5 separate regions of the Homo sapiens genome follow, and regions 1, 2, 3 and 5 are each linked to region 4. Evidence: chromatin loops called from intact Hi-C (ENCODE). Cell type or tissue: PC-9. All regions are shown on one strand. Region 1 overlaps PPP1R15B (protein phosphatase 1 regulatory subunit 15B). Region 2 overlaps REN (renin). Region 3 overlaps PIK3C2B (phosphatidylinositol-4-phosphate 3-kinase catalytic subunit type 2 beta). Region 4 has its middle 21 kb from the start of NFASC. Region 5 has its middle 8.9 kb from the start of LINC00628.

Region 1 (5,000 bases), 400 kb after region 4:
ATGTATATTAGAATCACAATTTCATATATAGTGATAGCATATTGAATACAAAGGTTTTTAAAATCTTAACTACAAAGTTTCTTAGAGTAACACAGCTTTAAAAATACTAATTTTGCTATACTTTGTTTACTAAGTAACTTTTTCTCTTCTGTATTGTTATTGCCAAAGTAATGATACAAAAATAGTACAACATGTTGATTTAAAAGTTGGAAAGTGAAAAAAATTTTTAAAAGGAAAAAGAATAGAAGTAAGCAAAAATATTGTTAAAGCCTTTATGCAGTGATAAAAACAGTGACTTCCAGGGATATAGTGGTTATTTTCAGAAATATTTTGCTTGTCATTTTGAGGGAAAAATATCACAGAACTGTATTTCCCTAAGGATTAAAAAATAGCAGGGGTTAATAACAGCATGAAAAATTCAATTCCCTATCTGGATTCATTTTATTAACACCAAAAGCCAAGGGCTGGTGGGGGATTGGGGGGGGCAGACGACTGTGTGTGTATATTATGCAGATATAGATAAATGAAGTATATATAGATGAAAGATATATATCTCTATATGAAATATTTAGGTGACATTTGTTCACTATTTTATCCAAATGCCATCTAATCTGAACTTTTTTTTTTTTGAGACAGAGTTTTGCTCTTGTTGCACAGGCTAGAGTGTAGTGGCGCGATATTGGCTCACTGCAACCTCCACCTCCCAGGTTCAAACTGTTCTCCTACCTCAGCCTCCTGCGTAGCTGGGATTACAGGCATGTGCCACCACGCCTGGCTAATTTTTTCGTATTTTTACTAGAGACAGGGTTTCACTGTGTTGGTCAGGCTGGTCTTGAACTCCTGACCTCAGGTGATCCGCCTGCTTCCGCCTCCCAAAATGCTGGGATTACAGGCGTGACAGAACTTTTTTTTTAACTTCAAATATAGCTGGGACCAAATATTCCTAATAATAATATGTTATTCTTAGTTGGGAATATTCTGAAAGAATTGGTAGCATAAAGGGTTATTGACCTCAATGCTGATTGTAAGATCCTAGACAGTTATTAAAATTAGTCTTTGTTTTTGTAGGTAACCTTCCTTGAAGAAGTTACTGAGTATTATATAAGTGGTGATGAGGATCGCAAAGGACCATGGGAAGAATTTGCAAGGGATGGATGCAGGTTCCAGAAACGAATTCAAGAAACAGAAGATGCTATTGGATATTGCTTGACATTTGAACACAGAGAAAGAATGTTTAATAGACTCCAGGGAACATGCTTCAAAGGACTTAATGTTCTCAAGCAATGTTGAGTTGGCAGCCTGTAGTCCTAGCTAGCATACACTACCTCTTACCTGAGAGGTGTCTTTTAAAAACAAATCTTGGCAGCTGTCCTTTGACATTTTTTTTTTTAGAGGAAATGTAACTTGGATCTAGTTTAATTTTTTTTTTTGCAACATATCCCACTCAGAAACATTCAGGTTTGAAGCCAGCCCTGATAATGAAGGATGAACTAGTGTGATTTCTAATCCTCCCTTTTTTGATTTAGTTGGATGTGCTTTTAAATGTCCTTTGCCTGCATGAGGTGGAAAGGGGACCTTTTTGAGTTGTCATTTTGCACTTTCAAAACTTATTTTCTTGGAAAACAATATTTATAGGGCTTAAAGCCCATTTTCATTTCTAATCTAAATTATGTGTGCCTATCTGAAAACTTTGGGCTCTTTCTTGTTTCTTTCCCAAAATTCAGAAGTTAATGGGCTTTTATGTTTTTCTATATTTTTTTTATTTCAATGATTTGGCCTGTCTATGTTAGGCTAAAAAATAACCTTGTGTATGCTACCAACTTAAAGTGCATTATTTTGTGTCACTTTTTTTTTTCTTGTAAAAATGACTTGGATTGAAAATATGTGGTAGCCTTTTTATTTCTACATTAAGTTCTACCTAGGATATTTCCAAGGACTGCCACAAAACCCATATGTGCAGTACTTTACTACTTTGGGAAAGCTGCATCTTTCTACCACATTTTAACATCTAATATATTTAATTTCTTTGAAGAGGGTTCTGTGTACGTTATTGTAGTTCCCAGTTTAATATAGTTCTTTGTATCTCTTAACAGGTTGAAGTTATTGCAAAACACTCTGGAAAGTAATAATTACATCATAATCATTTATTTTTTAAACTTAAAAGCCTAGAAATTTCCTAGAAAGAAAATAGGAGACATCTCAGAGCAATTTGGTTTTGGTGTATATGTTCTCAACAGAAAACCAGTGTTAATGAATATCATGCCTCAGCACTGTCACTTTTAAAACCTGTCAGGATCCCACTGTAAAATTGGAAATGGGCAGTTCTGAATTTTCACGTTTGAAATGTAAAATATAAACTTCAGTCAATATCCAGGTTTATTGTGTCCTACTATTTAATAATGAGAGAAGTAATGGCAAGGCCTTTACTTTCAGGAAAGGATAGAAGTATAGATTAATGACTGGAAAGTTTTAATATATTTAGCCCAAAGGTTACTTTGAATTGAAGTCTTTGCATTGACTGTTTGTGTTTGGTTTATTTGTTTAGCTTTACAAGGTACACATAAGTTAGGTTGAGGGGTTGTTAACCCTTCCGTGGTCTGCTTTCATTCCGTGTGCTTCCTGTCACAGGTAATGGAAAACATAAGTAGAATAGGTGACCTCTTAGTTTTGAACTTATTTAAGTGTGGGGATGAATTTTTCATCAGAAGTGCTTACAGGGTTACTACCTCAGTTTACAATCTACCTGGTCATTATTTTATTTCTATCCAGTTCTAAGAACTGCCTCCACTGTTTATATATTCATAATTAAACACATTGAGAATGCAACACTATAAAAGCTGGTCAAATTTTTGCAGAGCCCTTATTCTGTGTGTTTTTTGTTTTTTTCTTTTTTTTTTGAGACAGAGTCTCGTTCGGTCCCCCAGCTTGGAGTGCAGTGGCGCGATCTCGGCTCACTGCAACCTCCGCCTCCTGGGTTCACGCGATTCTCCTGCCTCAGCCTCCCGAGTAGCTGGGATTACAGGCACACACCACCACGCCCGGCTAATTTTTTGTGTCTTTTTAGTAGAGACGGGGTTTCGCTATGTTGGCCAGACTGGTCTTGAACTGCTGACCTCGTGATCCGCCCGCCTCGGCCTCTCAAAGTGCTGGGATTCTGTGTGTTTTGTGCACCTCCACTTTAGGTAATCATAGGGAGCACATTTACAGGATGGTCTAATAACATGAAAACAGGCTAGTTTCAAGCAACAGCAATGTCGGTTGGAAAGCAGGCGTCATTTGCCTTGAAAAAAGCCTTTTGACAACATACAGGCATTCTTTTAAAACCAGGCTGAAACATTTTATTTCCGAGACTTAACGTTGTGTTTCCTGTTTCTTAAACCTAGCACCTCTGTGTATTTGAAAATAATGAGACATCTTTCATTGGATTTTGGAAAATTGTTCCCCATGGGATTCTAACCTCACTACCAAATGAGTGAAAGCTTGATTAAGAGTTCTTCCATATACTAGCCTCCTTGGAAGAAGTGATCAGAAGGTGATAAGAAGGACAGAAAGGACTATTTTAAAGTTGGACTGAAGGAGAAAAAAGCAAAATTCTTGTTTCATCCCAATTCTAGTTAGAACAAAGTTAAACCCCCGTAATCTTAAAGAGAAAATCTTTGGAGGTTTTAATTAAACATTTTATACATTTAAAGTCTTGTTAATGGTGCTTTAAGTGTCAATGTAGCATGTAAAAGGCTTTGTACAGACAGGTAAAAGTTCCATTTCTGAGTGATGAAATGTAACACTTCTTCATCTTTAACTTGAAATCAAAACTATCAGATTTTATTTTTGTATAATTTAAGGAAGGTAAAGTTAGGGGACTAGAAGACTCTAAATTGGCTTCTACAGATCAATAATTTAAATGTAACTAGTTGGGATTTTATAGTTAAAATTATATTTGTGTATATAACATAACTAATCTGTAAATTGTAATAAATATATTTGCAATTATTAAATGTTAAGTGATATTTTGGTTCAACTTTATATTATATGTATCATAGTATTTTACAATGGTTTTGGAATTACTAAGCAGGATTAGTATAATTGCAAACAACATTTTAGTAATAGAAGAACTTGGTTCTTGCAGTATTATGAGAGGCCCTTCTAAGAAACTGAAGATTTGATTCTGAAATTGGCCCTAGCTTTTCAGTTTTGCTGCAAAGAAAATTAAACTGGGTATTCACAGAAGCAATAACATTCAGATGCTGGGCTTAGCCTAGTGCTTAAGTAGCAGGGAAATCTCTGTTTTGTGCATTATTATTATTATTATTTTTTGAGACGGAGCCTCTGTCACCCAGGCTGCATTGAAGTGGCACGATCTCAGCTCACTGCAACCTCCACCTTCCGGTTTCAAGCGATTCTCCTGCCTCAGCCTCCCGAGTAGCTGGGATCACAGGCACCTGCCACCATGCCCGGCTAAATTTTGTATTTTTAGTAGAGATGGGGTTTCATCATGTTGGCCAGGTTGTTCTCGATCTCCTGACCTCGTGACCCTCCTGCCTCGGCCTCCCAAAGTGCTGGGATTACAGGCGTGAGCCACCGTGTCTGGCTATTTTGTGTGTTACTAATCACGATAATCATGGTATTGTAAAATCATGATGATCTCTCATTTACAAAAGTGGGCCAGGTATGGTGGCTCACGCCTGTAATTCCAGCACTTCGGGAGGCTGAGGTGGGAGGATTGCTTGAGGCCTGGAGTTCAAGACCAGCCTGAGCAACATAGTGAGACACTTTCCTCTACAAAAAAAAACAAAAAAACTGGCCCATGGTGGCGCACACCTGTGGTCCTAGCCTATAGACCCAGTTACTGGGGAGGCTGAGACAGGAGGGTTGCTTGAGCACAGAAGTTCAAGCCTGCAGTGAGCTGTGATTCCACCATTGTACTCCAGCCTGGGTGATAGACTCTGTCTCAAAAAATAAAGTCAGATGGAATCATGCTTTAATACTAGATATATGGATCA
Region 2 (5,000 bases), 650 kb after region 4:
ACTGTAGAAGGAAGCTGGGCACGCGGCTCATGCTTGTAATTCCAGCACTTTGAGAGGCTGAGGTGGGCAGATCGCTTGAGCTCACGAGTTCAAGACCAGCCTAGGCAACATGGTGAAACCTTGTCTGTACAAATACAAAAATTAGCTAGGTGTGGTGGTGCAAATCTGTAGTCCCAGCTACTCGGGAGGCTGAGGTGGGAGCATCACTTCAGCCTGGGAGGTGGAGGCTGCAGTGAGCAGAGACTGACCCACTGTGCTCTAGCCTGGGTGATAGAGCCAGACCTTATGTAAAAAAAAAAAAAAAAAAAAAAAAGACTGAAGAAGGGGAAGAGACAGCATTTGAGAAAAGGCCTCACAGAGAAAGGGGTTTTCAATCTGGGGACAGCAGATATGACCAGCAGTCCTGAAGGTAGGGAGGCACACTTTAATAATGGTAATAGTTGCTAAGCCTATAAAATGCTTAGGGTGTCACAGGATCTTTTCACATGTCTCATCTCAAGTCATGCCCCCAACAACTCAGCATTCCCACTTTGCAGATGAGGACACTGAGGCTCAGGGAGGTGATATGTAAGAGGCTAAGCCTCAACACACACTGGGCCTTTTGCTTCCGAAACTGCTTTCCCTTGCTCTGAGGCTCTCGGAGAGTAATTGCTGGGTTGTGAGCACTGGGTAAGAGGATGGGTGCTTCAAAGCAGCTGCACTCCAGGATAAAGGTAGAGGAAAGTAAAAACATCTTCCCCTGCTGTTATCCAAAAGAGAAAAAGAATGGAATTGGGCAAGGGGTGGAGGGGGAATCCAGCTTTTGAAACAGTATTATAGGAATTTTGCTACCCGCTATGTGCAGAGCATCATGCGAGGCACTTGGGACAGCTGAATGAATGAGCTCCATTCTCAAGGTGAACATGTACATATACACACCTACAATTTACATTTATTGAGCAGTGGTCGCATGGTTTCATCTGCACAGTGACTCTGAGGTAGGTACTACCATTAGGCCCATTGTTAGAGAGGGGTTAATGGAGACTTAGAAGAGGCCCAGAGAGGTTAGGTAGCTTTCTCAGAATCACATAAGTGGTAAGGGGATTCAGGCATGCCCCCTGCAACCACTGTCTTCACCACCGTACGGCACCAGTTCCACAAGCTGTACAGTGTGGGCTGTGAGACCCAAGGAAAAACAGAGCTGAGGCCCACGGGAAGGTGAGGCCGGTGTGGGCTGGAGGCCTTGGGGTAAGCTTCCTGGAGGTGGGGGTACATGTTGGGCCTTGGAGGACTAAAGAACTGGGGGGAAAAGGAAGGGAAGAAGGAAAGGATTTTCTGAAAAGGAAATGGCAAGAAGTAAAGGTCCAAAGCATAGGCTGTTGTGAGTAAACAGTGGGAAATGCAACCTCTTTGGGGCCAAACCTCTGACCCTCCACGTTCCCAGCTGTGAAGTGGGAGTAATAAAATCATCCACCTTATGAGAGCAAATAAAATAATGATTGTGAAAATATTTTGGTAACAGTAACCTGTGATAGGAAGATAACAAATCATTTCTGTTACAATACCATGCTGATAGGCATAAAAGTTGCATTCATGTTCATGGGCAAAATGGGGGTAAGTAGAATGCATGGGACGCAAGAAGGATGTAGGAAGGAAAGGGTAGTGTGAGTATAGGAGGACTAGCCACTGAGAAGAAAGTAGAAGAAAGAGGGAATCTTTGTGTGTATGGGAAAGTCTATTGCAGAGTCAACTTGGGCTTCCATCCTGGGACCTTCCCGTGAACAGCTAGAGACATCTTCCTCTGGGCTTTGGCAGCCTTTATGTCGGGACCCAGGGGACCCTATATGGGAAATAGGGCCAGACACATGCTCTGAATCCCTGCTTCAACATTTCTGAGTCACCTTTGTCCCTGTGAGCCTTCATTTTTCTCATCTATAAAATGGATGACAGCTAGCTTGTTGGTGTGATTTCAGTAGCGGCTCAGTAGAGTCAGTTTCCTAGGTCTCTTTAATTCTGCCTCTCAAAGGTGATGGGAAAACATCTAGACAAGAAGCCAAGGGACCGGGACACATCTCTCCAAGGACGAGGTGCATGGCGCTCTGAAGATGCTGGCATCTCTCTAGGCCCAACCCAGCTCAGGGGGTCCACTCCACCACAGCCCTGGCTGGGTGCCTGTCCCCTGGTATCCTGGAGACCTTGCAGCTGCTGTGGGCATCTGCTGCCACCTAGCGGCCTCCCATGGCACTGTCTCCCCGCCAGCCCCTAGTTTTGACAGGGGCACTCCCTGGCATTAATCTCTTCAGAGGGAATGTCTGTGCCTGTTTCCTGTCTGTCCTCCCGCCAGGTGGAGTTCCTTAAAGGCAGTCATGATCATTATCTTTCTAGCTCCAGTGTCCAGCACAGTGAGGCACAAAGTAGTTGTTCAGCAGGTGATTACGGAATAAATGAATGAACGGACCAATAAACAAATAGCCTTGTCTAATCAAAATTAGGCAACAGAAGGAAGTCACTTCAGGGTTATTTAATCCCCGGGCAGCTGACTCCTCTAAATTGACTCTTGACAAGAAGTAACTCTTATAAATGCTCCAGAGGCCCTCAGCGACAGAGGTGATTTCCAGGTGGCTGGGCTAACGTTAAAGGTGGTTGTACTAAAAGCAGGGGTTTGGCCTCAGGGACTCCACCACTGTGGTGGAGGTACAGCACTTTTCTATTTTTGCTTCCTCCACCCTGGGCCAGGATCTTCCTCAAGAGAATGCCCTCAATCCGAGAAAGCCTGAAGGAACGAGGTGTGGACATGGCCAGGCTTGGTCCCGAGTGGAGCCAACCCATGAAGAGGCTGACACTTGGCAACACCACCTCCTCCGTGATCCTCACCAACTACATGGACGTGAGTGCTTGGCTCAGCCCCTCGCTCCCTCCCTGTCTCCTTTCCCTCATGGACCTAGGGCTTTCTTTGCTGCAAGACTCACCCTTTCCAAGCTGTGTTTGACGAAGGCGCTGAGTAGCACGTGAGCACCCTAGAAAATTCCCATTTTCCAGCTGGAAAGCCTGAGCACAGAAGACAGGAAGGCATCCAGGGGCCATTCAGGGGCAGGGTTAGGTTTGGAACTCAGCCCAGGCCTCAAGCCAGGTGTCACAGGTGGGTGGGAAGGGGTGTGTGACTCAGGTGGGGGTTTCTGTGACCTGGCCCAGCACAACCTGATGGCTTCCTGCCCCAGAGGATCCTCAAGAGTCAAGTTTGCTTCCTGCTTCATTCTCAATGTTTTGATTTTGCCCTCTTGTCTTACTGAGACTCCCACTTTCTGGGATGCCATGGGGAGATGCTAAGCCTCCTACCAGTTCCTGCAGGAAAATGGAAACCCCGAGAGGCTATAGGACCTCGCCTGGGCCAAGTCTCACACCGAGAGCCAAGAGTGAAGCCAGGCAAGACCCCAAGACCCAAGGTCCCCTGAGCCCCTCCAGCCCTCTCTTTTTACCCCCACAGACCCAGTACTATGGCGAGATTGGCATCGGCACCCCACCCCAGACCTTCAAAGTCGTCTTTGACACTGGTTCGTCCAATGTTTGGGTGCCCTCCTCCAAGTGCAGCCGTCTCTACACTGCCTGTGGTGAGACCTAAGACCCACAGTGCCTCTCCTCCATCCCCCTGCCCTACTGTGCATGAGCAATCCTGCCCAACACCCAGCTCCCATCCCTCTTGCCACCAAGGGAGTGGCTTCCTCTCTGCCTCTGTGCCCACTGACATGTAGGGGAGAGGGGAAGATGTCTCCCGTTTTTCTGATACAGCCACCAAGGTTAAAAACAAAAAAAGGTCCAAGAACCCCTGAGCACCCAGAAGGCCACTTCCCAGTCTTCCTGAGATTGAGACAGGACTGAATTCTCAAACCCATCCCAGGCACTCGGAACTCTTCCATCCCTAGTCTTAATCAACAACCTCTTACTAGGCACTTACTCTGTGCCTGGCATCTTCTCTGGTGTTATCAGTGTTAGTGATTACTTTAAATTCCTTCATTTAGGACAAAATTCTCGATGTATGGGCACATTAGGAGAGCCCAAGAAACCCAGTCCTTGATTGATGAAGCACATATTCCAAGCCCCCTGACCCTAGGGCCACTCATCCCTGCACCTAAGCTAACCAGCCATACCCACAATGCACCCTGCCTCTGAGTCCCCCTGTCTGGGCCACTCTTGGACAAACCTGAGCCTCTGTCCCCCTGCCAGTGTATCACAAGCTCTTCGATGCTTCGGATTCCTCCAGCTACAAGCACAATGGAACAGAACTCACCCTCCGCTATTCAACAGGGACAGTCAGTGGCTTTCTCAGCCAGGACATCATCACCGTAAGTTGGGCCGCCCTAGGTCATCTGCCCCGGACCCCTTCTGTCCCCAGGCCTCTCCTGACCCTCCAGGGCCCACACCTGCGGGGAGGTACACTGCAGCCCACTTGGAGCCTGGGGAGCTGAGGAACACCCTACTCTGCCACATCTGGCTGTTGCTGCAAAGCAGCAGTACCTATGGGGGAGCAAGCCTGGGCTACGGGCTCACCGTTGGGTGGTTTGTGGATGTTTTTGCATCTAACTTGCATGTAGGGCTTGTCCTGAGCCCCGTGGCTGCAGTCAAGTAACTCGTCCAAGTTCACCAGCTCTGACTGGGCTACACCCTAGACTGAAATCCAGGGTCAGAGTCAGGCTGAGTTTTAGGGTCAGGCATAGGTTTTAAGGTCACAGTTGAGGTTGACTCTGGGACTCAGGTCAAGGCCTGCTTTTCTTTTCCATGTGGCCCATGTCTGACCGTTTCCTCATCCTGGAGTTTCTCAGGCCCTGCTCCATCAGAGTTAGGGGAGGGGCACACGTGGCACCTGAGAGGAAATCAGGGTGATTCCTGCCTCCCTTCCTTTTTCTGTGAACTCAGATATAAAGGAGGGAGAAGGGCAAGCTTGTCTGTGCTAAAGAAACCCTTCGCCCATGATAAGGGTGGGGGCCAAGACCCAGTCCTGCCAGGCACGAAAGTCTGGCCACTGG
Region 3 (5,000 bases), 370 kb after region 4:
TTAGGATGTTGGTACTATTGGGAGTCCCCTTTTACAGAGGAGTAAACTGAGGTGTAGATGGGACATGTGACTTACCAGAGGTCACACAACTAGTAAGTTGTGCGCAGAATGAACTAACAGGATGGGAGGTTAAGTGCTGGAGCTGAGGTCATAACAAACTGAATTGGGATGATGACTATTTAACAAGAGAAGGAAGGAAATTGGGTTTCTGGGAAATCCGGAAGAAACAATGAGCAGGTCTTGGGTGGACCGGCAGCAGCGGGGAGGCAGCATCTTGGTCTGAAGTGGAGAGGTCGTTTTCCTTTCCTGGCATGGGCCACTCTGACCCTCGTCACTATCTTTTCACCATGGCAGGACTGTTCCTACTTCAACTCCAATGCTGTCCCCCTCAAACTCTCCTTCCAAAATGTGGATCCCCTGGGTGAGAACATCCGTGTCATCTTCAAGGTGAGAATACTTTACTCAAGCCTGGTGGACCAGGGTGGGAGAGAGAAGGAGGCAGCCTAGAGTGGCATTAAGTAGCCCCTGGGTGGTTCTCTTCCCACTGTTCCATGCTGTCTTAATGTAGGAAAGATGATCAGGTGAAAAAGGATTTAGATGAATTCTGCATGGCCCCAGAGGCCTAACAACAGAGTGTTAGGTATAGGGAGGCAACTGGCAGCTCAGTATCCCGAAGTGCTTTCTAGGAGGCAGAGCTCCCTCAACAATGGGTTGGGTAAGGTGGTGATCCGCTTGTCCCTTGGGTATTCAGGCAGAGGCTGAATGCCATGTGGCAGGGCTGCTGAAGAGGAAATTAATATATCAGGTGCAGGTCCAACTAGATGAACCCTAAGGTCCCTTCTAACTCTGATGTATCCACAATTCTGAGAAGTAAATGATAGTCTCAGAGCATATAATCTAATGGGGGAGACAAAATACATGCATGTGACTTAGTAACTTATATATTTGCTATGCGCAAGTTCCAAATCCAAAGTCTAAACGTTCAAGTTTAAAAAAGGCCTGATGGCCTGGGTGTGGTGCCTCATGCCTATAATCCCAGCACTTTGGGAGGCTGAGGCATGCAGATCATTTGAGGTCAGGAGTTTGAGACCAGCCTGGCCAAGATGGTGAGACCCCATCTCTACTAAAAATATATATATATATATATATATAAATTAGCTGGGCGTGGTGGCAGGCACCTGTAATTCCAGCTACTTGGGAGGCTGAGGCATGAGAATCACTTGAACCTGGGAGGCGGAGGTTGCGGTGAGCTGAGATCGTGCCACTGCACTCCAGCCTGGGTGACAAAGTGAGACACTGTCTCAAAAAAAAAAAAAAAAAGGCCTGATGGTCAGAGGGGCTGCATGCAGAAGCAGACCGTGAATTTAATTCAGATGGGGCCATGGGATTGCAGGACAAGCTGGAACAACACATGGGCAAACTGGGAAGCTTCCTGGGCCATCTTTGACCTGGTGTGAGCTGAGTGAGCAGGTCAGGGGTGTGAGGCTGGGGAACTCCCTGTCACTGTTAGTTTAGGGCCAAGGTTGAGCACTTGGGAGACCTGAGAGCTGGGGAGGTAGTGGAGATTAGATCTGGTCACTTTCTCCCTCCATCCAGTGTGGGGACGACCTTCGCCAGGACATGCTAACGCTGCAGATGATTCGCATCATGAGCAAGATCTGGGTCCAGGAGGGGCTGGACATGCGCATGGTCATCTTCCGCTGCTTCTCCACCGGCCGGGGCAGAGGTCAGTTGGGAGTAGGGGTGAGGGTGGAGGAGGGGACCGCTTTGCTTATTGTCCTTCTGCCCATTGCCAACACAAACTGTGTCCTCCTCCAGGAAAGTGAAAAGGGCAAGATTATTTCATGAGAAGCTGTGGGATAGCCTTAAAAGGGAGGCATGGGAGAAGACTGTTATAAAGTAAAACAGACTTGGTGCCGTGACAGCCAAGCATATTGTGTAGACTTTGGATCCTGATTAAAACAAACCAATTGTAAGGAAATATTTTTTGGGCCAGACATGCTAGCTCATGCCTGTAATCCCAGCACTTTGTGAAGCTGAGATGGGAGAATTGCTTGAGCTCAGGAATGTTTGGGACCAACCTAGACACCTCATCTCTAATAAAAATTATAAAAAATTAGCCAGGCCTAATGGCATGTGCCTGCAGTCCCACCTCCTCGGGAGGCTGAGGCAGATGGATCGCTTGAGTCCAGGAATTTGAGGCTGCAGTAAGCCATGATGGTGCCACTGTACTTCAGACCAGGCGACAGAATGAGACCCTGTGTGAAAATATATATATAGAGAGAGAGAGAGAAGGAGAGAGACAGTTGGGGGAAGTTTGAATATAGATTGAGTTAGATTAAAGAGTGATTGTTAATTTTTTGGATGTGACAATGGCATGGTGTCTTTGTTAATTACACTTGAAATATTTATGAGTGAAATAAAGTATCTGGGATTTGCTTTAAAATACTCCAACCAAGGTGGCAGGGAGTGGAGAAATAGGGTTGTGTGATTAGCAAACAAGATTAGCAAAATGTTGACAATTTTTGAAGCTGGGTGATAGTTACATGTGAAGTCATGATACCATTCTTTTTATTCTTATATATATTTTCAAATTCCCATAGTAAAAGCTAAAAACAAAGGGAGCAGCAGCTATGAACTGGAGAGACCAAAAAGTCACAGTATGGAATAGGAAATGTGGGAATGACCTTCCTTTCTATGGTTATTCTCTTCCTGTTATTATCAGACTTAGTCCAAATGCCTTACAGCTTAATTTATAGGGAAGCATGAGCACAGTCCTTGTAGTCCTCTCCCTGCAGTCCCCTTCATTCTGGTCTGGAACGTGACCCCCATTTCTCCCCTCACAGGGATGGTGGAGATGATCCCTAATGCTGAGACCCTGCGTAAGATCCAGGTGGAGCATGGGGTGACCGGCTCGTTCAAGGACCGGCCCCTGGCAGACTGGCTGCAGAAACACAACCCTGGGGAGGACGAGTATGAGAAGGTAGGGTTGTGGGTGGGGAGTGCGTCTGGTGTGTGTGTGTGCCTGATGCCGGCACACAGCTCTTTAACCACAAGACCTGCACTTGCTCAGAGAGGACAGCTCAGCTTTGTTGGCAGAAGGACCTACCCTTTCTTGGTTGACTGGTGCCTCCAAATATCTGGGGGTGACTCACTCAAATGCCTCTTGTAAGCTGGCTGAGAAAATCCCCTGATGCTGGACTGAGAAACTTTCACTGAGTTCTCCTGGCAGATTAAGTCTTGGAGGAGGCGCCAGCTTTTGAGAGCCTATCTGTATCCCTCCCAGTTGTGGATCCTCTTCAGGTTCCCTTATGTTCTCAGAGGGTTCAGTGGTACTTTCTAGAAAAAGAGTTGGTTGGAAGAGACTTTAGAGATCATTTTATGCCAGCCCCTTCTTTTCATAGCTGTGAATTAAGATTCACTCATTCATTCCTAGTTATGGAGCTGATATGTGGCAAGGCTGTAACTCAAAGCTAGGATTGAGGTTAGATATGAGACAGAGACGAGTGAAAACAGGGCTGGCTGGTTCCTGATGAAAGAAGATTAGATTAGAAGTGGAGCTTTCCTGGGTGGTAGGGCCCTGGTAGCCTGCTAGGGTCCGTGGCCTGTTCCCAGCATCACAACTCTAGTCTCTGGGTTAATTAGGTTGAGGAAAGTAGGGACACTGGGAAGGAACAAATCACAATAACCAAACTCACAAGAGACTGGCTATAGGCCAGAATGCTAATTCGTATAATTTTAACTTCAAGGGACCCAAATACTGATTTATATTGATCAATGTACTTTATCCTGGAGGGAAAACCAGCATGGGCAGCCAAGGTATAATCAGAACATTGTTTAGTGAATGTGTAATTAGATGATCTTAAATGGCTTTCAGTGTTTGTGTTCCCCGGGGCTTAATTCCTGGCCTGCTGGGCCCTCTTTGCACTCTTCTTGTGCCAGCTCATCCTCTTATTACTTCAACTACCACCTGTATCTTGATGACCTCCGAAGCCATTCCTCTAGCCCTCTTCCCTTCCTCCAGGTGGTTCTATAGCCACCTTCTTGCTGGACTTTTCCACCTACGTTTCACCCACGTCTCAAACTCGGTGTAGGCAAAACTGAGCCTGCTGTCTCTCCTTTGCCTCTTGAAACCTGCTTTTTGTGTTTGCTATCAGTCAATGGTGTGACTCTTTCTGTGCATTTACCCAAGCCAAAGCCACGGTCTTCCTGATGCTTCCCTCTATCTCACTTCTGTACCATGCTCTGTTTATTCTTCTTCCCAGCTATCTCTCAAATCTGTCCTCTTCTTCCTATTTTGTTACCATTGATTTTGTTCAGCTCTTTGCTGTCGGTCCCCTGAACCACTGGAATGCCTCTCCTCCATCTAGAGCCAGCCTCTGCTTGATTTCAGAGGTGTTTTGTTGTTGTTGTTGTTGTTTTGAGACAGAGTTTTGCTCTTGTTGCCCAGGCCGGAGTGCAATGGCACGAGCTTGGCTCACTGCAACCTCCACCTCCTGGATTCAAGCGATTCTCCTGCCTCAGCCTCCCAAGTAGCTGGGATTATAGGCGTGCACCACCATGCCCAGCGAATTTTCATATTTTTAGTAGAGAAGGGGTTTCACCATGTTGGCCAGGCTGGTCGCGAACTCCTGACCTCAGGTGATCCACCCACCTCAGCCTCCCATAGTGCTGGGATTACAGGCATGAGCCACAGTGCCCAGCTGTTGTTTTTTTTTTTAAGTGTGGATAAGTTCTTCAAAGCCTCTGTGTATCCTAACAGATAGCATTGCACACAGAGCCTTTTATAATCCAGCCCTGCTGACTCCTGTAATCCCATCCACTGCAACCTACCATCTTATGCTAACCTATGCTCCAGCTAGGTTACTAGCTAGATCATGCGGTGGGGGCAGGGGGGGCTACTACTTTCATTTCTGCAGTACTGTAGGCAGTAATATTTCCTTTGCCTGGAAAGTCATTTCTTCCCTTCTCATTCCTCAAAACTCTGCCACTCTATGCTA
Region 4 (5,000 bases):
CTGTTCCTAGAGACAGAGGTTATCTGACATGCTTTTTATTTAAAGATACAAATAGAAAGTAGAAAAGTGGAAAAAATATATATTATGCAAACAGCAACCACAAGAAAGCTGGGGCAGCTATACTGATTGATATAAAACAAAACACTTCAAAATAAAAAATGTCCCTAGAGACAAACAAAGGCATTTTATAATGACAAAAAGTTCAATTCATCAGAAAGATGTAAAAATTATAAACATATATGCACCTAATATCAGAGCACCAAAATACATGAAGCAAAACCTGACAGAAATTAAATAGACAATTCAACAGTAATAGTTGGAGACTTCAACATCCCACTTTCAAAAATAGACAGAACCACTGGACAGAAGATCAACAAGGAAATAGAAAACTGTAACAACACTGTAAACCAACTGAACCTAACAGCCATCTATGAAACACTCTATCCAACAACAGAATATATATCCTTCTCAAGTGCACATGGAACATCAGGGATAGGCCATATGCTAGGCCATAAAACAAGCCTTAATTGCACTCTTGGACATTTATGTCTAAGAAATAAAAACTTACGTTCACACCAAAACCTGTACACCAAGTGTTCATGGCAGCTTTATTTGTAATAGGTGAAAATTCAAAATAGCCCAGATGTCCTTCAACAGGTAGATGATTAAACAAACTATTTTTATCATGATTATTCTAAGTATCATTATTGTCATTATTATTATTGAAAAACACTTGAAAATCTCACCACTCAGAGAAGACTGATGCTGTCATTCTGGGAAGCATCCCACTACCATCTCACATGCATGTACACACAAATGGTTATATGTACACCTCCAGCAGTTCTCTATCCTTTTCCCTTCCTGAAATGATTCTCAAATGTAACCATATCTCCCAAAGGGGCATATCACACTTTCCTGGGGTGAGTGGTTGGGGAAGACTGTGGTTTATAAAATCTCTCCAGGTGATTCTGAATGATGACTCCATTCTTCAGAGAGGCACCCCACCTTCACCCCAGTACCTAGAGAATCCCTGGGCACTTTACACAGATGGGAGCATACTACACATAGGATTTTGTAAACTGCTTTTCACATTCTACATCATCCTACCTACTGGCTGCATAGTATTACATTTTTGGTTTTGGTGTACACAAGATTTAAAACTAATTCCATGTAGATATTATTTAGCTCTTTCTGTCAAAAAAATATCAAATGTTGTGGTGACCAACTTTGTATGGATAAAATTAGCACTTTATATATTCCTTTTAGTGGAATTTCTGGATCAGTGGGTTTGAACATTTTAAAATTTTAAAATAAAATTCATATGCTCTCTAGGAAGATTACGGATTTCTTTTTTATCAACACTCCTGCAACAAACAGTGCATCAGGTATTGTTTAGACTAGAGTATTCCCAACACCCTTTAGCCTTTATTTATTTTGAGACAGGGTCTTGCTCTGTCACCCAGGCTAGAGTGCAGTGGTATGATTACAGCTCACTGCAACCTCAACCTCCTGGGCTCAAGGGATCCTCGTGCCTCAGCCTCTTAAGAAGCTGGAACCACAGATGTGCACCACAACACCCAGCTAATTTTTTGTTTTTTATTTGTAGAGACAAGATCTCGCTATGTTGTCAGGCTGGTCTCAAACTCCTGGACTCAAGGAATCTCCCTGCCTCAGCCTCCCAAAGTGCTGGGATTACAGGTGTGAGCCACCATGCCTGGCCCTCCTTAACTTTTAAAATTAAGTTCCAAAGGTCTTTGACAAAATACCGCCCTTTGGCTTTTGATCTCAAGCAAAACGCTAACGCTACTCATTTACTTGTTAGGTTACCGGAACTGCCCAGAGCCTATTTTCTCCTTTTTCCTTCCAACTATCAAGGCCATTTGCTTCTCTTTGCTGCCGCCTTGTGCTAGAACAGGAGAAGTTCATTATAAGAGAAACAGCAATTGACAACCCCTTACTTCCAGGGCACAAAGGGGCCTGCAGTCAGATCCTGACAGTCTGCCCTATATAGATCTGGGCCACAGAGAGAGACAGAGCTCTGTGCTTCAGTGCAAAAGGAACTTGGTACAGAGCCCAGAGGAGGCCTTGAAGTGATGAGACTGGGCATCAGAGACCTGGATTCTAGATCCTAGATCTGAATCTGCCCCTAATTTGCTATTGGGCAAATTTGTTCTTTGTCCTCTGTTTCTTCTCAGTGAACTGAGGGCTAGATTATTGTTTTGTAAACTGTAGGTGGTGACCCATTAATGAACTGTGAATTCAGTTATTAAGTTGTGGCAAGTTTTTTTTTTTTTTTTAGAATCAAAAGTAATGGAAGTGTCAAAATACGCTATGCATACTAAGGGTAAGTATTGCTTCCTGAGTTCTTTCAACGCAGGGGTGTCCTGGACTGTTGCGTTGTAAAATGCACTGCTTACTGATGGGCTTGGTCAGTACCGTTTGAAGGCCACAGGCTCAGGGGAGCTCCAGGGTCCTCCCAGCTGGAGCTTTTAGTTGTTAGTTGGACTATTCACCATTCGTGGTCAGAAGGCCCCACCAAGTGGAGGAAGGTCTGGTGCTGTGCTGCTGAGGTCTTTTCTTTCCCTCCTCTTCTTACCTGCTCTACAGTGACAGGAAGCCCCAGGCTGTAATGCAGGTGACTGGTGAGAGTTTCCCAGTGAGCCCCAAAGCAAAAACAACACACAACAAACTACAGTTCTTGAGTCGGAATTCTCCCAGCAGGGGGCTGGCAGTGCAGGTGCAGGTGCCACTGACCCAGCAGAGGCACTAGGTGGCGCCACAGTGCCGGGCTCATCACTTCGCCGCGGCACTGCAGAGGGCAGTGGGAAACCACGATTCTGGGATGGACAAGGGGCAGCGGGGCTTGAGGTCCTGGGTACTCTGACCCGGCCGTCCTTGGGTTCCAAAAGTCTGGAGTGGAGGGGGAAGATTGTTTAACCTGCTCAGGGGTCTCTGATCCTGGAGCGGAGCTGGTGGACTTTGCGGTGGATCTAGCTCCCGGACAGCCGCAGATGGCAGAAGCTGCCATTAGGGGGCAGCAGAACACTGGTGTTGGGAGAGCGGGACCGGGCTTCAAGGGGAGGAACGCGGGTAACGGGGTCAAAGGCCTCAGGGGCACGGAGCCTCCAGAACAGAGCAGCCTCGCTTGCTCTCTCCGAGGGCTCCAAGAGGAGGACAGAGTCCAGCTTCCAAAACAGGAACCCTTCCAGTGGTGTCCTGGAGCTGGCTTATACCAGACCTGATGGTTAAATTTTCACAAAATTTGTTTAAAGCCATCGTTTAAGACTTACAATTCTTTGAGTTCCGTGTGTGTCCTGGATATTAACCCCTTGTCAGATGCGAAGTATATGAATGTTTTCTCCCATTCTGTAGGTCGTCACTTCACTCTGCTGATCATTTCCTTTGTTGTGCAGAAGCTTGTTAGTTTAATGGAATCCTATTTGCCTGTTTTTGCTTTTGTTGCGTGTGCTTTTTTGGTCTTATTCAAAAAATCCTTGCCCAGACCAATGTCATGAAGGGGTTCCCCAATTTTCTTCCAGTAGTTTCACAGTTTCGGGCCTTACATTGGTTTTTAATCCGTCTCTATTTGATTTTTGGACATGGTGAGAGATAGGGAGTCTGGTTTCATTTTTCTGCATATGAATATCCAGTTTTCTCAGCACCCTTTATTGGATAGATTGGCCTTTGCCCAATGTGTGTTCTTGATGCCTTTGTTGGAAATCAGTTGGCTGTAAGAGCATAGATTTATTCTTGGTCTCTCTATTCTGTTCTGTTGTTTTGTGTGTCTGTTTTTCTGCGAGTAAGTACCATGCTGTTTTGATTGCTATTGCTTTGTAGTGCATTTTACGTTTGTAGTATAGTCAGATAGTGTGATGCTTCCAGCCTTATTCCCCTTTTATTTTAAACAGGTGGGGTCTCACTCTTGCTCAGGTTGGAGCACAGTGGCACAATCATAAGTCACTGAAAAACTCCTGGGCTCAGGTGATCCTCCTACCTCAGTCTCCTGAGTAGCTGGGACTACAGGCATGTGCCACCACTCCTGGCTAATTTATTTTTTATTTTTTTTTAGAGATGGGGGTCTTAATGTTGCCTAGGCTGACCTCAAACTCCTAGCCTCAAGTGATCCTCCCTAAATGCTGAGATTACAGTCATGAGTTACCACACTTAATGAATTATAGTAAGTCCATGTGATAGAGTAACTATTAACACAGTGAAAAAGAATGAGATGACTTTCATAAAATGGTAAGGATGAAATCCAAGATAGATTGTAACTTAAAAAAGCAGAATCATTCCTAAAATTGAAACTACTTCTAAATATGTGCAACTACTATGTATCCATAATAATTAAAAATAAATTTAGGATTAAATAAAAAATTTAAACAAGCAAAAGTCAAAAAGAAAAACTAGTACTAGATCACTAATCAAATATTTTAAAATAAAATTGAACCTATACAAGTATCAAAAGAAAATCTGGGAGCATATTTTTATAATCTTGAAGTGTGCACAATCTAAGTATGGTTCAAGCCCTGAAGTCATAAAAGAAAAAACTGATAAGCTCAGATCATACATTTCTACTATGGTAGCAAAAACCACCATAAAAAAGTAAAAGCATGAATGACAGAGTGAGAAAATATTTGCAACATCATGAACAAATGGTTCCTTTAATGAGTAAAAGCTCCTACCAATCAGTAAGGAAAAGATCAACAAGCTGGGTGTTGTGGCACATACTTGTAGTCCAAGCTACTGGGGAGGCCAAGATGGGAGGATTGCTTGAGGCCAAGTGCTAGAGGCCACAGTGTCCTATGACTGCACTTGTGAATAGCCACTGCACTCCAGTCTGAGCAACATAGCAAGACCCCATCTCTTTAAAAAAACCAACAAGATATAGAACACTATGTGTAGTATGTGGCTATTTGCATTAAAATATAAGCTTTTATATCCCTAGAAATATCTGGAAAGATAACCCATGAGACAGGTACCAGCTTAACATGAGAAGGGAA
Region 5 (5,000 bases), 430 kb after region 4:
AGCCATGTATGATTTTCATTTTAATCTATCAACCCTCCTTCTCTCTTCTAGGTAATTGTTGAACCAATAGCTGCTTTTATTTGGGTTTTCTACTCTTTTTCTACATGTCTTTAGCTCTTTTGCTAAAATGTCGTTACTAGCAGTATCAATACTAATCATAACTAATCATAAACAAGAACTAGCATGCAAAAAGTCACTAGCGAGACTAGACCACAGTTAGGGAAATATTTTCGAACGTGATTTCTTATTTCAAATGAGTAATAAACATTTACAAATCTGAGCCACTGGCCTTTTCTCATCTAGGTAAATGTCCCCAGGAACCCCAGGCTACATTAGACATTAAACAAGACAAAAATCTCGTGGAAAAATAGATCAAGAGGCGCTCGAAGAAGACAGTAGTGTAATACATGTTTTCAAATATATGTCATCTTGTCCCCTGTTTCTGCCCACGTTCAGCACAAGCAGCTGCCCTTACTGGTTGCTCAGGTTGGACTGGGAGTGCACTGATTGCTGGTATTTTCCCTTGAGGCATCTTGGCAGCAACTCTGGCCGTTTATATTCTTGGCCATCTCAGGGGCTAGGCAGGTGGCTCTGTGCTTTGTCAGTGGCGTGAGTCCTACAGGTGTTTCATATGGCTGGTGACAGGGGACTGCAGCCTGGCAGAGTCTGCTACCTTGATCTGCCAACTTTCTCCAATTCAGAAACGAAGGGGCACCTAGACCTTCATCTGTGCTTCCCAGGTGCAGCTCTGCTTCATTGTCAAATGAAGCTTTCTCTACTAGAAATTTGTAGGATCTGAGAAGAGAGAAAGAATTTGGACATCATGGGTTTCTGCGTGTCTTCTGCTTCTGGAGAATGGACTTAACTTAGATCTGGCAGCCAGGATGTTGGCAGAGTCCATTTCCAGTGTTGGAGTGCGAAGGATGTAATGAAAACAGCTCTGGCCTGAGACACTGGTGGGCAGATCCTTTTCAGCCACCACCCTTCTCAGTGACCTTGACCAGCCCCTTTCCCTTCTCTGTTCCTCACTTGCCATATTCAAAACAAGAGGATTGGACTAAATGTTCTCTGAGGCATCTCCTAGCTTTACCATCTATCAGATGTATACACTTTAAACCCTCCAGGTTGAGAATTTGGGATCTATGAGAAGGATCACAGGCTGTTTCTTTTCCCAGGAAGATCTCCCCACACACACCCTGATGTTGCTGATGGTTATATTGAGAGTGCCTCTAAATAAAGTCCAAAAGTACGGGATTGTGGTTAGAGTTAAGAGTAGTTCTCAGTTATGACCATATCAAGCATTCATCAAATGTTAATTGGTCTGGGCGCAGTGGCTCATGCCTGTTATACCAGCACTTTGGGAAACTGAGGCCGGTGGATCAGATCACTTTAGGTCAGGAATTTGAGACCAGTCTGGCCAACATGGTGAAACCCCGTCTCTACTGAAAATACAAAAAAAATTAGCCAGGCATGGTAGTGAGTGCCTGCAGCCCCAGCTACTCAGGAGGCTGAGGTGAGAGGATCACTTGAACTTGGGAGGTGGAGGTTGCAGTGAGCCGAGATCATGCCACTGCACTCCAGCCTGGGTGATAGAGCGAGACTCCATCTCAAAAAAAAAAAAAAAAAATTGTTAATTGGTGCCGCAGGCAGCTGCCAGGGCTGTAAAGATGGATAAGATGGAGTTCCTGCCCCAAGGAGCACACAGTCCAATGGAGGAGACAGATGACTAAATCAAGGATTGCATTACAGTGTGATAAGTGCTACTATAGGGTTATTCATCAGGTGCCATGACACATGGAGGATGGACATATAAATCTCTCCGGGGTAGTGTCAGGAATGGCTTCCTGGAGGAGGTGGCACATGGGTAGACACTGAAAGGATGAGTAGGAATTACCTATGTGGAATGGGGATCAAGTCTCCTGGAATGCTCACAAAACGTATGTTTGCCCAACAGATAATTGCCAGCTGTCATGGAACACATTGCTCCCTTTAAACACAGGTGTCTCTCTCATCGTCTAATTATTCTCCTGGGCCTGGCACATGGATTGGAACTGTATGTACCTAACTGGAGCCCCAGTGGCAGATCCGGAGTAAGCTGGGAAAGCCAAATGGACTTCAGCATTTTTTCTTTCTTGAGACAGGGTCTCGCTCTGTTGCCCAGGCTGGAGTACACTGGCAGGATCATAGGTCACCGCAGCCTCGACCTCCCGGCTCAAAGTGATCCTCCTGACAGTGTTCTGAGTTGCTGGGACTACAGGCTCGTGCCACCAGATCCAGCTAATTAATTATTATTATTATTTGTAGTGACAGGGTCTTGCTATGTTGCCTAAGCTGGCTAACTTTGATATAGACCCTGAGATAGCAGAACTGTGGGCTCCAGCAATACTGCTTTTGGTATGCCAGTATGAAATGCTTGCAGTCTGCATTCTGTACACATAACACATTCCCTTCTCTCTCCATTTTTCTTCCTTTTTCCTTTTCCATTTCTGGTGCAAGTTAGGGGGAATGGAATGGAGGGACATAAACGCTGTTGGTTTCTGAGTATTTCTAAGGTCTCCCTGTGATTCTACTTAGTCATGGCAGACTTCTTGGAGGAGGTGCTGGGAAAGAAAGGTAAGGACTAGCTCGACTAATCAGGCTGGCATCTGAGCTAGGAGAGGCTCCCCGGGCCCCTCGCTGCTCACAGCCCCGCCACGCTTCCGTGCCTTTGACCTTTGTTCCTCTCCTAACCTCCCACCAAGTAGAACCAGGTTTAATCACTTCCCCTTTTCCGTTCAGTGGCTGGACATGTCCACCAGGTTCCTGATTCAAAGCTCTTTTAGTCAAACTGGTTCTCTGCGCGGTGCGCCTGGACTGGGGGACTTGGCGCTGCCGGCGAGTTCTCGGGGCTGTGAATTACCTTCCGAGGCGGCGGCGCGGCTCCGCCCCCGGCCCCGCCGGTGGTTCAAGTGCAAGATCGGAGCTGGGAGCGGAGAGGCAACACCCCTGCTCGCACTGCAACCTGCTCCCTTCGGGGAGGGATCCTCCCCGCTCCAGCTTCTGCTCTCCGGGCTCCGCCAGGCTGGAGGGCAGCAGAGCCAGGAGGAACGGAGACCCAGCGCTGCCCGTTAACAGTCCCGGCAGGAGAGGCATCGTAATTACTCACCGCGCTAATTGCCCGTCATTAAAGTTCAGGAAACGGTCCGAAGAGGAGCTCCCGAGTCGACGAGGAGGCAGGTGGTGTCTGGGGCTCCCGGCCGGCCAGGGTTAAGCGCTTGCCTGCTCCCTGCCGCCCGGCTTGAGGCCAGCGCGTCTTCAGTGGGGAGGCCAGCCACACTGCCAGGGACCCGGGAGCGACGCCGCCAGCCCGGCCGGACCCCCTCCCCCACCACGGCCTCTGGAAGGGGGCAGCAAGTGGGGGTTCCCGGGTACCAAGCCCCCTGCCCAGCCGGCGCCTGGGGGCGCAGAGAGCGAGAGGGGCTGCAGGGACACCGAGATGGCCGATGAGATTGACTGGCTGGACCTGCCCGGCCGGTGGGCCTACGGAGTTGACGGCGGTGGGAGAATCTTCTTCATCAAGTATGTTGGTCTCGCTCTTCTTTTTATTTCATTTTTTTCCATTAAGTTGCCCAACTTGAAAAGTGGCGGGGCTGGGGGCAGGCCGGAGAAGGTGGGTGAAGCGGTGGCTACAAGGGCGGGCATGACTAATAAGTTTATCACCATGCCTGTTTGAATGTGTCTCCCGCCTTTTCCTCAATGGGTCAAAGTCCAGCAAAGGCTTGGCATTCCCTCAGCTTGGAAAGGCTGGGCAGGGCAGGGGAGTGCTGCCCTTTCTCCCTCTCCCTGGTCACATGCGAGGCCTCCAGGAGGATGACTAGACCAATGCCCAGCCTGGAGTTTTTTCAGCTCCTTCCCTGAAAGGGCCAGAGGTAGGTCTTTCATTTTCCCCGAGACTTTCCTATGGGAAGACTTGGGCTAAGTGACAACATACCAGGAGATCCTGCCTCTACCACTCAGTTCCTGGCAACCCTCGCCCCAGACTCAGCGTGCCCAGGACAGCAGTTCTCCTCTCCTGTCCTGCTTCTTTATGGGGCTGTGGTCAAGAGGGAGGGGGACGATGCCCACTGTATGTTTGGCATTCTTGAGAGAGAGCGCGCCTTTGCTACTCTCAGTAATATATTAGCACTGTTATATTAATTTCATAAGCCAAAGTGGCTCTGGCATAATCTCATTATAACAAAGTGGCCCTGCTGGCTGTCTTTTGGCTCGCTTCTACTATAGTCATCTTTTGCCAGGATAGACATCTTCCAGAAATATAGCAAGTCTAGAAGCACAGCGTCTTGGACTGTTACCCACACTTGACGAGCTTTTCCTTCCTCAAGATAGCCACTTAAAAACATCGGAGCTACAAGGAATCTTAGAAACAACCCCTTCATTTGTCAAATGGGGAACTGAGGTCCAGAGATATTGAAGTACCGGTCTAAGAGAAAACCACGTGTTAATCAGAGCTGGGACTCAGCCCCGCATCTGCTGACTTAGTGCACTGCTTCCCCAGGTACCAAACTGCCTTTGCAGGGGCTCAGGCAGGCAGTAGTTTCTCTTTGGTGTTTCTAAGTTTCCACATTTGCTTTAGGCCTTTGTTCTGTAATTATCACCACCATGATCATAATTGATGTTGTAATTATATTATCTTAGAAATTAACTCCATTAAAGTTCTTGACCCTAAGTCAGATTCTTAAATAACAGAACCTCTGCAATATTAAAACTGCAGTGGCTAGAGACATTAGAGTTTATAAGAATCACCCAAGGAACTTATTAAGAAGGTGGATTCCTGAGCCCTACCTCAGGAGATTCCTATTCAGAGGATCTGGGGTAGGGTCTTAGAATGTGAATTTCCATGAGCCCCTCAGGTATACTGATGAAGTGGTTCATTCTCTTCTTTCTTCCTGATCTCTTACTTGCCATCCAGATTCTTTTCCTCTTTCATTCTACAAACATTTATTGGGCATCCACTCTTTGCT

Evidence for each region. Peaks named below come from ENCODE experiments on the same cell type or tissue, not always from the same donor. Only the 100,000 strongest peaks of a DNase experiment are listed, where the experiment ranks them.
Region 1: a loop joins it to region 4, with 5 times the contacts of the local background. A loop is called at or near these places in 2 of 110 quality-filtered maps.
Region 2: it touches region 4 in a loop (23-fold over the local background); 6 of 110 quality-filtered maps call a loop at or near these places.
Region 3: it touches region 4 in a loop (8-fold over the local background); 26 of 110 quality-filtered maps call a loop at or near these places.
Region 5: it touches region 4 in a loop (9-fold over the local background); 2 of 110 quality-filtered maps call a loop at or near these places.

Annotation. Positions count from the first base shown.
Region 1 is chr1:204,402,382-204,407,381 of GRCh38, reverse strand. PPP1R15B (protein phosphatase 1 regulatory subunit 15B) reads left to right here. Exons shown (of 2, transcript NM_032833.5): 2 at 1,069-4,001. The coding sequence ends at 1,290. Among named protein-coding and RNA genes, the nearest start is that of PPP1R15B, 6.9 kb to the left of the region's middle. In PC-9, no CTCF peak of the experiment used is centred here; no DNase peak of the experiment used is centred here; H3K4me3 peaks cover 2,062 bases; H3K27ac peaks cover 973 bases.
Region 2 is chr1:204,159,879-204,164,878 of GRCh38, reverse strand. REN (renin) reads left to right here. Exons shown (of 10, transcript NM_000537.4): 2 at 2,716-2,866; 3 at 3,464-3,587; 4 at 4,201-4,319. Among named protein-coding and RNA genes, the nearest start is that of REN, 4.0 kb to the left of the region's middle. RefSeq lists a silencer at 1-2,713. In PC-9, CTCF peaks have their summits at 1,990 and 2,199 (motif pointing left); a DNase peak (open chromatin) is centred at 2,348; H3K27ac peaks cover 366 bases.
Region 3 is chr1:204,436,918-204,441,917 of GRCh38, reverse strand. PIK3C2B (phosphatidylinositol-4-phosphate 3-kinase catalytic subunit type 2 beta) reads left to right here. Exons shown (of 33, transcript NM_001377334.1): 21 at 355-447; 22 at 1,597-1,726; 23 at 2,847-2,983. Among named protein-coding and RNA genes, the nearest start is that of PPP1R15B, 28 kb to the right of the region's middle. In PC-9, no CTCF peak of the experiment used is centred here; DNase peaks (open chromatin) are centred at 3,117 and 3,947; H3K4me3 peaks cover 500 bases; H3K27ac peaks cover 4,621 bases.
Region 4 is chr1:204,805,157-204,810,156 of GRCh38, reverse strand. No RefSeq gene overlaps it. Among named protein-coding and RNA genes, the nearest start is that of NFASC, 21 kb to the left of the region's middle. In PC-9, CTCF peaks have their summits at 1,900, 2,673 (motif pointing right) and 2,876; DNase peaks (open chromatin) are centred at 1,896, 2,746 and 3,036; H3K4me3 peaks cover 583 bases.
Region 5 is chr1:204,376,141-204,381,140 of GRCh38, reverse strand. It overlaps a transcript of PLEKHA6 not described here. Among named protein-coding and RNA genes, the nearest start is that of LINC00628, 8.9 kb to the right of the region's middle. In PC-9, a CTCF peak has its summit at 2,707; DNase peaks (open chromatin) are centred at 520, 2,800, 3,140 and 3,760; H3K4me3 peaks cover 3,741 bases; H3K27ac peaks cover 3,037 bases.